Regions from separate parts of the Homo sapiens genome. Here region 2 is linked to region 1. Evidence: chromatin contacts called from ENCODE Hi-C data. All regions are on one chromosome and are shown on one strand. The core of a region is the stretch at or near the end of the contact, and the rest is flanking DNA. Distances in the headings are between cores, read along the strand shown.

Evidence for each region. A loop is a pair of places that touch in the nucleus more often than their neighbours do. Pooled maps may share reads with other maps.
Region 2: a loop to region 1 is called in a map of B cell, with 24 times the contacts of the local background. The contact joins the promoter of SMIM47 here to the enhancer-like site in region 1. A Hi-C loop is called at or near these places in 2 of 168 maps with a recorded cell type or tissue (B cell and naive thymus-derived CD4-positive, alpha-beta T cell) and 5 of 50 pooled maps.

The regions. Positions count from the first base shown.
Region 1 is chr19:49,934,978-49,940,217 of GRCh38, forward strand. No RefSeq gene overlaps it. Among named protein-coding and RNA genes, the nearest start is that of MIR4751, 4.5 kb to the left of the region's middle. Within about 2 kb of position 2,879, at least 4 of the 41 ENCODE cell types and tissues checked have a DNase peak (open chromatin) inside an H3K27ac peak, as active enhancers do.
Region 2 is chr19:50,783,560-50,788,888 of GRCh38, forward strand. It overlaps SMIM47 (small integral membrane protein 47), which reads right to left and starts at 2,601. Exons shown (of 3, transcript NM_001384597.1): 1 at 2,531-2,601; 2 at 2,383-2,442; 3 at 2,169-2,264. The coding sequence starts at 2,545. The coding sequence ends at 2,253. LOC105372439 (a long non-coding RNA gene) reads right to left here. Exons shown (of 4, transcript XR_936026.3): 4 at 3,822-4,883. RefSeq lists a silencer at 53-347.

The sequences.
Region 1 (5,240 bases), core at 1,629-4,128:
CATTGCATTCCAGCCTCAGCAACAAGAGTGGAACTCCATCTCAAAAAAAAAAAAAGAAAAAAAATTAGTGGGTGAGGTGGTGTGCACCTGTAGTCCTACATACTTGGGAGGCTGAGGCAGGAGGATCGCTTGAGGCCAGAAGTTGGGGACCAGCCTTGGCAACATAGCAAGATGCTGTCTCTACAAAAAAAAAATTAGGTGGGGCCGGGCGCCTTGGCTCAACGTCTGTAATCCCAGCACTTTGGGAGGCCGAGGCGGGCGAATCATTTGAGGTCAGGAGTTCAAGACCAGCCTGGCCAGCATGGTGAAACCTCATCTACTAAAAATACAAAAAAAATTAGCCAGGCATGGTGGCGCATGCCTGTAGTCCCAGCTACCTGGGAGGCTGAGGCAGGAGAATGGCTTGAACCCAGGAGGCAGAGGTTGCAGTGAGCTGAGATCACACCATTACACTCCAGCCTGGGCAACAGAGCAAGGCTCTGTCTCAAAAAAAAAAAAAAAAGAAAAGAAAAAGAAAAGAAAGAAAATTAGCTGGGCGTGGTGGCATGAACCTGTAGTCTGTAGTTCCAGGTACTCAGGAGGCTGAGGCGGGGGGATTGCTTGAACCCAAAGGTTGAGGCTGCAGTGAGCCATGTTTGTGCCATTGCACTCCAGCCTGGGTGACAAAGCAAGAACCTGTTAAAAAAAAAAAAAAAAAGACTGGGCACAGTGGCTCATGCCTGTAATCCCAGCACTTTGGGAGGCTGAGGTGGGTGGATCACGAGGTCAAGCAATGGAGACCATCCTGGCCAACATGGTGAAACCCCGTCTCTATGAAAAATACAAAAATTAGCTGGGCATGGTGGTGCACACTTGTGGTCCCAGCTACTCAGGAGGCTGAGGCAGGAGAATTGCTTGAACTCAGGAGGCAGAGGTTGCATTGAGCCGAGATCGTGCCACTGCACTCCAGCCTGGGCAACAGAGCAAGACTGTCTCAAAAAATAATAATAAATAAATACATAAATAAAAGAAAAAAGAAAAAAAAAGTTCTCCACCCAGCAGCAAAGCATCTTTCTTTGCAACAGTGCGGAATTTTACCGGAGCCTTGCGTGTGTGGACAACAGCGACAGTGAAGAAATCCCCCCACTTTTCCGGCCCAGGTGTAGTGGCTGACCCCTGTAATCCCTACACTTTGGGAGGCCAAAGTGGGAGGATCGTTTGAGCCCAGGAGCTTGAGAACAACCTGGGCAACATAGCACGACCCTGTCTCTACAAAAAGTTAAAAAAAACTAACAACAAAAAAGAAATCCTCCCGCTTTTTTGCATTCCAGGAGATGGCTTACTGAGAAGAACCACCCTTCCGTATATGACTTAGATAAGACTTGAGGATGAACCCCTTGTCTAAGACAAGGGCAGACATAGACCCTCCAAATTCCCATTTCGTTGTCTCGTACATGATTAACTGAACTGTTTTGTCCCCAGTGATCAATTGAAACAAAATGCTTGTTTAACCTAACTTACTCTCCTCACTGCCAGGCCTCTGAATTTCAGTCCATCCACAGCCTCAGCCAGAATACAGCCCCTCCTTAAGCACCTCTCCTGAGAAGAATAAAACATTCCCTGGTCGATTGTCCTGTACAATAGCCCTTGCATCTTATTTTCCCACAGCTGGTTCTTTCTAACCTTGTTTACTCCTCCCCATAAAAGAAAAAGTCTTTGGCTGTGCACATGGCCTGCGCCTGTGGTGCCAGCACTTTGGGAGGCTGAGGAGGATCCCTTGAGTTCTGGAATTCCAGAGCAGCCTGGGCAACATAGCAAGACCCCATCTCTACAAAAAAATTACAAATTAGCCGTGCATGATGGCACGACAGTGAGCTGAGATTGCACCACTGCACTGCAGCCTGGCGACAGAGTGAGATTCTGTCTCAAAAAAAAAAAAAAAGGAAAAAAACCTGCCCAATTCTTGTCTCACTTGCAAATCTTTTGCTTCTCCCTATTGCAATGTCCTCACCTTTATAGCAATAGTCCCTTTCCCACCTTAAAAAAATCCTTTCAAATAAAGTTTCTTTCCTCAAGGCTGCAGTGAGCCATGATTGCGTCTGGGTGACATAGCCAGACTGAGTCTCTAAATAAAGTCTCCTCACCAAGTATGATTTTTTTAATTGAGGTGAAATTCATATAATAGAAAACCATTTTACAGGGAACATTTCATAGAACAGTGGCATTTAGTACATTCGCGGTTCTGTGCAACTACTGCCTCTCTTTCCTAATCACTTCTATCACTCCAAAAGAAAACCTCATCCCCGTTAAGCAGTTACTTCCCACTTCTGCCTTCTGATGTGTTTTGTATTTGTATTCATTGAATGCTTGCAATTCCATGAAGTGGGGAAATGAGTATAAGTCTGTTTTTTTTTTTTTCAGACAGAGTCTTACTCTGTGGCCCAGGCTGGAGTGTAGTGGCGCGATCTTGGCTCACTGCAACCTCTGTCTCCCGAGTTCAAGCGATTCTCCGGCCTCAGCCTCCTGAGTAGCTGGGACCACAGGTGCACACCACCAAGTCCAGATAATTTTTGTATTTTTAGTAGAGACGGGGTTTCACCATGTTGGCCAGGCTGGTCTCGACTCCTGACCTCACGTGATCCGCCCACCTCAGCCTTCCAAACTGCTGGGACTATAGGTGTGACCCACCGCGCCGGGCGCGAAATGATTTCTTACTGTGAGTCATGGTCAGAAAAGTTTGAAAGCCACTGGTAGGCTCCCCCCAGCTTGACATACTGATTTTCAGACAATAGCCGGTTTGCAGACCCCACGCTTCCAAAACCAATCATTTCTGGCCTCTGGGCGGAGTTTGTCTTAGCAGGAGTCTGCCGCCAGGTGGCGCGCGTACCCCGCCGGGAGTGGGTTTTGCTCCATCCCAGACTCAGACCGTCCAAGCCGGTGATTTCCTTCTGGTCGGTTTACGGGGACTAGAAGCCCTGACTTCGAATACAGTTCACAAAGCAGACCCCTGCAGGGGGTTTTAGGCGGCTAAGAAGGGAATTGGCTCTCCTAAGACTCTCTTTCTCCAGAGAGCTCATTAAATGCCTCCCGCGCCAGAAGGGGTCCCCGCCCCCGGAGCTCGCATCCCAGTGGGGAGGACACACACAAACCCCATTCGCGATCCCGTCAGTGCAGGGAGGCTCCGGCCTGGGGCCGAAGAGCCGAGTCTCTCTGGTGCCTGACAGCACGGGATAGAGCCCCGCCCGGCCACCTGCTGGCTGTGTGACCTTGGGAATAGTGCTTGGCCTCGCTGTGCCTTGGTTCCCTCCACTATAAAATGGCAGTGATAACAGCAGCCACTTCATAGGGTTCCGGGCATTGCGTAAGTTAATACATGCAAAGCGCTCAGAAGGGATGGTGCATGTTTGTCGAACCCGTTGTTAAAAATTCCCATTTTAGGCTGGGCGCAGTCACTCACACCTGTAATCCCAGCACTTCGGGAGGCCGAGGCGGGCGGATCACCTAAGGTCAGGAGTTCGAGACCAGCCTGGCCAACATGGTGAAACCCCGTCTCTACTAAAAATACAAAAATTAGCCAGGCGTGGTGGCATGCGCCTGTAATCCCAGCTATTCAGGAGGCTGAGGCAGGAGAATCGCTTGAACCCGGGAGGCGGAGGTTGCAGTGAGATGAGATCACACCACTGCACTCCAGCCTGGGTGACAGAGTGAGACCCTGTCTCAAAAAAAATTTCTTATTTTACAGAAGAGAAAACCAAGGACAAGAACAGGGTAGTGAATCACCAAGCCCACATTTTTTTTTTTTTTTTCTGCAGGAAGATCTCCAAGTTGAGTCCAGTGGTCTGACTCCCAGCCCAGATGGCCTTCCCTCGGCCTTGTGCTTGCTTGCTTGGGGTGGAAGTGGAGCCAGCTCCCTTGGGATAGCTGCTCAAGCCCCGAGTGAAATCCTCCCGCAGAGGACATTGGCCCCCTGTTGGCATCAGTGCTGGGACTCGAATGAAACTCTGTTTCTGCCTGGGTCAGGAGAATAGCTAGATTAAATAAATAAGTCACTGTAATGTCACAGGGTGAACCCCCAAATTGGGATTCAGCCTGGGAGGCCACATGAGTTGTTGGCTTCGTGCAGAAAAGAATTCAAGAGTGAGCCAGCAGAGTAAAGTGAAAGCAAGTGAAGGAGGCCGGGCGCGGTGGCTCACGCCTGTAATCCCAGCACTTTGGGAGGCCAAGGTGGGAGGATCACTTGAGTCCAGGATTTCGAGACCATCTTGGGCAACATGGCGAAACCCTGTCTCTACAAACAATACAAAAATTAGCTGGGTGTGGTGGTGTATGCCTGTAATCCCAGCTACTTGGGAGGCTGAAGTAGGAGAATCACTTGAACCCAGGGGGCAGAGGTTGCAGTGAACCAAGATTGTGCCATTGCATGCTAGCCTGGGTGACAGAGCAAGACTCTGTCTTAACAAAAATAAAAAATAAAAAAAAAATTAAGGCTGGGCGCAGTGGCTCACGCCTGTAATCCCAGCACTTTGGGAGGCTGAGGTGGGCGGATCACGAGGTCAGGAGATTGAGACCATCCTTGCTAACATGGTGAAACTGTGTCTCTACTAAAATTAAAAAAAAAAAAAAGTTAGCTGGGTGTGGGGGCAGGCGCCTGTACTCCTAGCTACTCGAGAGGCGGAGGCAGGAGAATGGTGTGAACCTGGGAGGCGGAGCTTGCAGTGGGCCGAGATTGCACCACTGCACTCCAGCCTGGGCCAGAGTGAGACTCTGTCTCAAAAAAAAAAAAAAAAAAATATAGGCTAAAATAAACAAAGGACTGCCACCACGGCCACGGCCACTACCGACACCTCACCAGGGGCCAAAGCATGTATTTCCCAGAGCCTGAGAGCTGCATGCCTGGGGCTGCTGCCATTGACAGCAGTCCTGCCCCTGCACCAGCAGCAGTGCCATGCACATTTGTACATGCCCTGAGGACAGGATCTCCTTGCCGACAACTGCCACTACCACTAACACCCAAGCATGCCACATAGCAGCCAAGGGATTGCCTCAGCCTGTTCACCACCTGCACCCACGTGCACCACCACAGGGCCTGAGGACGGGCCCACCCAGTCAGGCACTGCTCCCCACAATGCCCAAGCATGCTGCCTAGGGCCCTGGCATTGCCCTGCCCATCTGCCACCACTGGTATCTATATACTCCTCCTGGGGGTCTGAGGATGGGTCTACCCAGCCTGCTGCCACCATCACCACTGGCACACACTGACA
Region 2 (5,329 bases), core at 1,351-3,850, 850 kb after region 1:
AGGGAGGAAGTGGCCAGGACCCCCCGCCCCCCGGTCTCAAAAAATTGTGGTTTTGAGTGAGACTCTGTCTCAAAAACAGACAGACAGACAGACAAACAAACAAACAGTTGTGGTTTTGCCAAAACCAAAGTTATTTCTTGCGCTCAACCCTTAAGGCAACCAATTTCTGGCTGAGAAAATAGTGCAACACCGCCACTATGTGGTTATTTGGAGTTTTGCAGCCAAGAATTTGAAAGTAAAGCCAGCCTCCAAATCGGGAAGCTTTTGAGAACTTCAGGAGGGCACTATTGCCACTGACGCTAAAACATTAGCCTAAAATGTTGGTGATCCACAAAACTTCTATTAATTCGAGATAAAATTATAGTGCAACTATGAATGTTTATTACTGAAATTTGGGGCCAAGCGCGGTGGCTCACACCTGTAATCCCAGCACTTTGAGAGGCCGAGGCGGGCAGATCACTAAGTTAGGAGTTCAAGACCAGCCTGGCCAACATAATGAAACCCTGTCTCTACAAAAAATGCAAAACTTAGCCAGGCGTGGTGGCGGGTGCCTATAGTCCCAGCTACTTGGGAGGCTGAGGTAGGATAATTGCTTGAACCTGGGAGGTGGAGGTTGCAGTGGGCCGAGATCGCGCTAGTGCACTCCAGCCTGAGTTTAACAGAGCGAGACTCCATCTCAAATAAAATACAATAAAATAAAAAGAAATTGGTGAGGCCGGGCACAGTGGCTCATGCCTGTAATCCCAGTACTTTGGGAGGCTGGGGCAGGTGGATCACCTGACGTTGGGAGTTCGAGACCAGCCTGACCAACATGGAGAAACCCCATCTCTACTAAAAATACAAAATTAGCCAGGCGTGGTGGCGCATGCCTGTAATCCCAGCTACTCGGGAGGCTGAGGCAGGAAAATTGCTTGAACCCAGGAGGTGGAGGTTGCAGTGAGCTGAGATTGCACTGTTGCACTCCAGCCTGGGCAACAAGAGCAAAACTCTGGGAAGAAGGAAGGAAGGAAGGAAGGAAGGAAGGAAGGAAGGAAGGGAGGGATGGAAGGAAATTTGTTGGGCTTTTTCAGGAAAACCTAGCACGTGCAGTCAACCCTACTCCAAAGCTGGCTTTTCAGATATTGAGCTGAAATGAAATTGCTTTTGACTAGATGAGAAGGTAGGTGAAATGCAATTGAAGGTGGAAGTGTCCCCCAGGGCATTGACCTGAGGATGCTGGAGGTAGAGGCAGGGGGTGGGGGAAGGGCGCTAAGCAAGGGGGCTGCTAGCGAACTGCCTGTGGGGGCGGGTCTGCACATTTTTATAGGAAGGGACATTGCTGGTGGGTGTTGAAGGTTAAATAGGAGTTTGTTAAGAAAAGAGGCTGAGCACAGTGGCTCACACCTGTAATTCCAACACTTTGGGAGGCTGAGGTAGGAGGATTGCTTGAGGCCAGGAGTTAGAGACCAGCTTGGGTGACATAGTGAGACCCTGTCTCTAAAAAAAATTAAAAAGTTAGCTGGGCATGGTGGTGAACACCTACAGTCCCAGCTACTCAGGAGGCTGAGGCAGGAGGACTGCTTGAGCCTGGGAGTTCAGGGTTGCAGTGAGCTATGATCATACCACTGCACTCTAGCCTGGGCAATAGAGTGAGATCTCATCTCAAAAAGAAAAGAAAAAAGAGGAAGATGTGTTGATACAGTATGACAGTGATGAAGATGATGACGATAACTACAGACCCACTGCAGCTGACAAAGTGCATTCACATTTTGGATCTCTGGCTGCCCTGGCTGTGGTTTTTTGGGGCCCATTGGACAAAGATTTTCGCCTTTGTCTGATGGAGAAGAAATCACGGGATCAAGGGAAATAACAAATCCGAAGTACACAGCAGCCTGTGTTGGTGCCGGGTGCTCAATGTGCCCTGCTTGTTCTTCCCTCTGTGCCCTTACACCAGGTTGAAATGTTCTTCCTCTTCTTGGAATTTCCCCACAGACTCCTACTCATCCCTGAAAACCCAGCGCAGATTCCCAGCTCCTAGCCTCAAACCTGCGAGGGTGGGTCCTCACCACTCTCCTACCTCAGACCCTGGAGTCCGGACCCCCACCCCACTCCCTTCTGAAACACAGAGCCCCAGGTGTGGTGTAGGCCCGAGGCCGGGCGCAAGGGCAGTGGGTCGGCGGAGCAGGATGTGCGGATTCAGTTACATTTATCTGGCCTCAGAGCGATGGCAGAGGGAGAGGCAGGGCTCTTGTGCGGGGAGGTCCTGTGTCTTCTCACTGCTGAGCCTGAGAGAGGAAAACAGGGACATATACAGAGATGTGGGAGAGAAAGAGAGACCAAGATGACAGAACTGGACCAGGGAGACAGAGACTCAGCCCCCACCTCCGCTCTTCTCCCGCTCACCTTGTTGAAGAAATAGATGGAGGTCAGGATGGTGAACAAGGCCATGGCCAGGGTCACATTCTGGGGGGGAGATCAGAGGTCAGGACCCTTCCCCTCCCTGCCCTCTGCCCAGCCCCAGGCCTCCCTTCCCTGCCAGACCCCTCCTCACTTCCTGAAAGTTCATGGCCTTGGGACTCCAGCCACCCCTTGGTTGGTCTTCTCTCTCTTTCCTGGGCCTCTGAGCCAGAGGGGGGAGAAGCCACTGGAACTCCGAGAGGGGGTTGTCGGAGAGACCAGAATGGTGGCCATGGCAACGGGGAAAGGGCATTCTGGTAGAGGGGACAGGCAGGGGCATAGGGCAGATACAGACCCTGGTGTGGCCCGCCACATGTGGTGTCTGAATGTGACATCGGGACGTGTGAGATTGGAGAGTCTCAACCCTGAACACCATACTGAGGTGTTTGGGTTTTGCCCCGGAGGGTGCTGGGGAGCCATGAGAGGGTTGAGAGCAGGGGAGGGACCAGGTCAGTTCTGGGTATAGAAATATCTCAAAACAGGAGCCTGCAGGCCAGGAGAACAGTAAGGGAGGCCCAGGCAAAATTTCCTCCTCCAGATGGGAGGATCACTTGAGCCCAGGGGGTTGAGGCTGCCATGAGCCAAGATCACGCCACTGCACTCCAGCCTGGGCAAGAGTGAGATCCTGTCTCCACAACTAACAACTAAGAAAAAATAAAATAAAATACATATGATACATTTGTGAGATACCTATTTACCTATCTATCGCTACCACAAAAATGGGGACTATACAATCTGCTACTCAGGTAGCTATTTGCGTTATTTGTGGCAGATATAGTCTCGCTATTTTTGGTAGTTATGTTGTACAACTGTGAACACTTATTGGGGAAATATATGTGTGTGTGTGTATATGTATACACACACACACACACACACACACACACACACACACACAAACACATATATATAGGGTTGGGTGCAGTGGCTCATGCTTGTAATCCCAACACTTTGGTTAAGTGAGACAGTAGAATTGCTTGAGCCCAGGAGTTCAAGGCCAGCCTGGGCAACATTGTAAGACCCCATCTCTTTAAATATATATAAATATAGGCCAGGTGCCGGTGGCTCACACCTGTTTTCCCAACACTTTGGGAGGCCGGGGCGGGAGGATCACCTGAGGTCAGGAGTTTGAGACCAGCCTGGCCAACATGGCGAAACTCCATCTCTACTAAAAAACAAAAAAACAAAAAAATTAGCCGGGCATGGTGGTGCACGCCTGTAGTCCCAGCTATTTGGGAGGCTGAGGCACCAGCAACACTTGAACCCCAGGCGGAGGAGGTTAAATTGAGCCGAGATTGTGCCACTGCACTCTAGCCTGGGCAACAGAGCGAGACTCCATCTCAAAATAATAATAATAAATAAAAATAAATAAATAAATAGAAAATAAATAGAAAAATATATACTTTTATTAATGAAGCAATGGGTCCTTATTTGCTGATTCAGTGGTCACAGTTATACAACATCGCTACTATGAATAACAAGAATTGATTGTAAACACGGTACCTCACGGCACTACCCAGAACATTCCAGAAGGCAACACATTCTGCAGAGCAAACGGCACCGTCTCTCCAACAAATCCATGCCACAGTGCAAAACAAAAGCAAGTAGCCTTGCTATATTTGAAAAAAATCCGTTAAGAGACACAAGACCAGCTTTGAGGGGTGATCCTGGACCGGGTTTTGGCTTGGACAAAACAAGTTATAAAGGCTCTTTGTGGGTGGAGGCCGAGGTGGGCGGATCACCTGAGGTCAGGAGTTTGAGACCAGCCTGGCCAACATGGTGAAACCCTGTCTCTACTAAAAATACAAAAATTAGCCAGGTGCAGTGGTGTGCACCTATAGTCCCAGCTACTCAGGAGGCTCAGGCACGAGAATCATCAGAACCCAGGAGGCAGAGGTTGCAGTGAGCCGAGATCGTACCACAGCACACCAGCCTGTGTGACAGAGTGAGATCCTGTCTCAAAAAACAAAACAAGACAAAGTCTCTTTGGGGAGAAACGGAGGGACATTTGAATAGGGAATGGGTATCAGACAAGACGAAAGCACTACTGCCAAGGAGAAGAGGAGGTTAACTGAAAGACGCAGGTTACAAAATTGCAGGTTCTGTATGATCTCATTTTGGTAAGAAGTACATACATGAAAAACTGCATTTAAACATCAGGTTTCACTCTGTCGTCCAGGATGGAGTGGAGTGACAGAATCAGGGCTCACTGCAGCCTCGACTTCAGGCTCAAGCGATGAGTGGCTGGGACTACAGGCATATGCCACTACACCTGGCCAGTTTTTTGGTATTTTTAGTAGAGATGGGGTTTCACCATGTTGCCCAAGCTGGTCTCAAACTCCTGGATTCAAGTGATCTGCCCACCTTGGCCTCCCAAAATGACAGGATTACAGGTGTCAGCCACCATGCCTGGCCCAGTTATATTGATTTTAGACTTCCAACCTCCAGAACTGTAAGGGAATAAATGTGTGTCATTTTAAGCCACTGAGTGGTAACTTGTCACAGCAGCCAATACATCAGTAGATAGGAAAGTGCTGACATCTCCAGGGGCTAGAACGTGGTTTCTAGTTTCTTAATTTTGCTTCAGGATTTTTTTCTCTTTTCTGTTTTTTTTAGAGACAGGCTCTTGGTTTGTTGTCCAGGCTGTAGTGCAAAGGCACAATTACAGCTCACTGAAGCCTCAAATTCCTGGACTCACGTGATCCTCCCATCTCAGTCTCTTGAGTAGCTGGGACTACAGGCAGATGCCACCATACCGTGCCTGGCTAATTTTTGTTTATCTTTTATAGAGATGGAGTCGGGTGCGGGGGGTGGGTCTCACCATATTGGCCAGGCTGGTCTTGAACTCCTGGCCTCAAGCAACCCTCCCACCTTGGCCTCCCAAAGTGCTGGGATT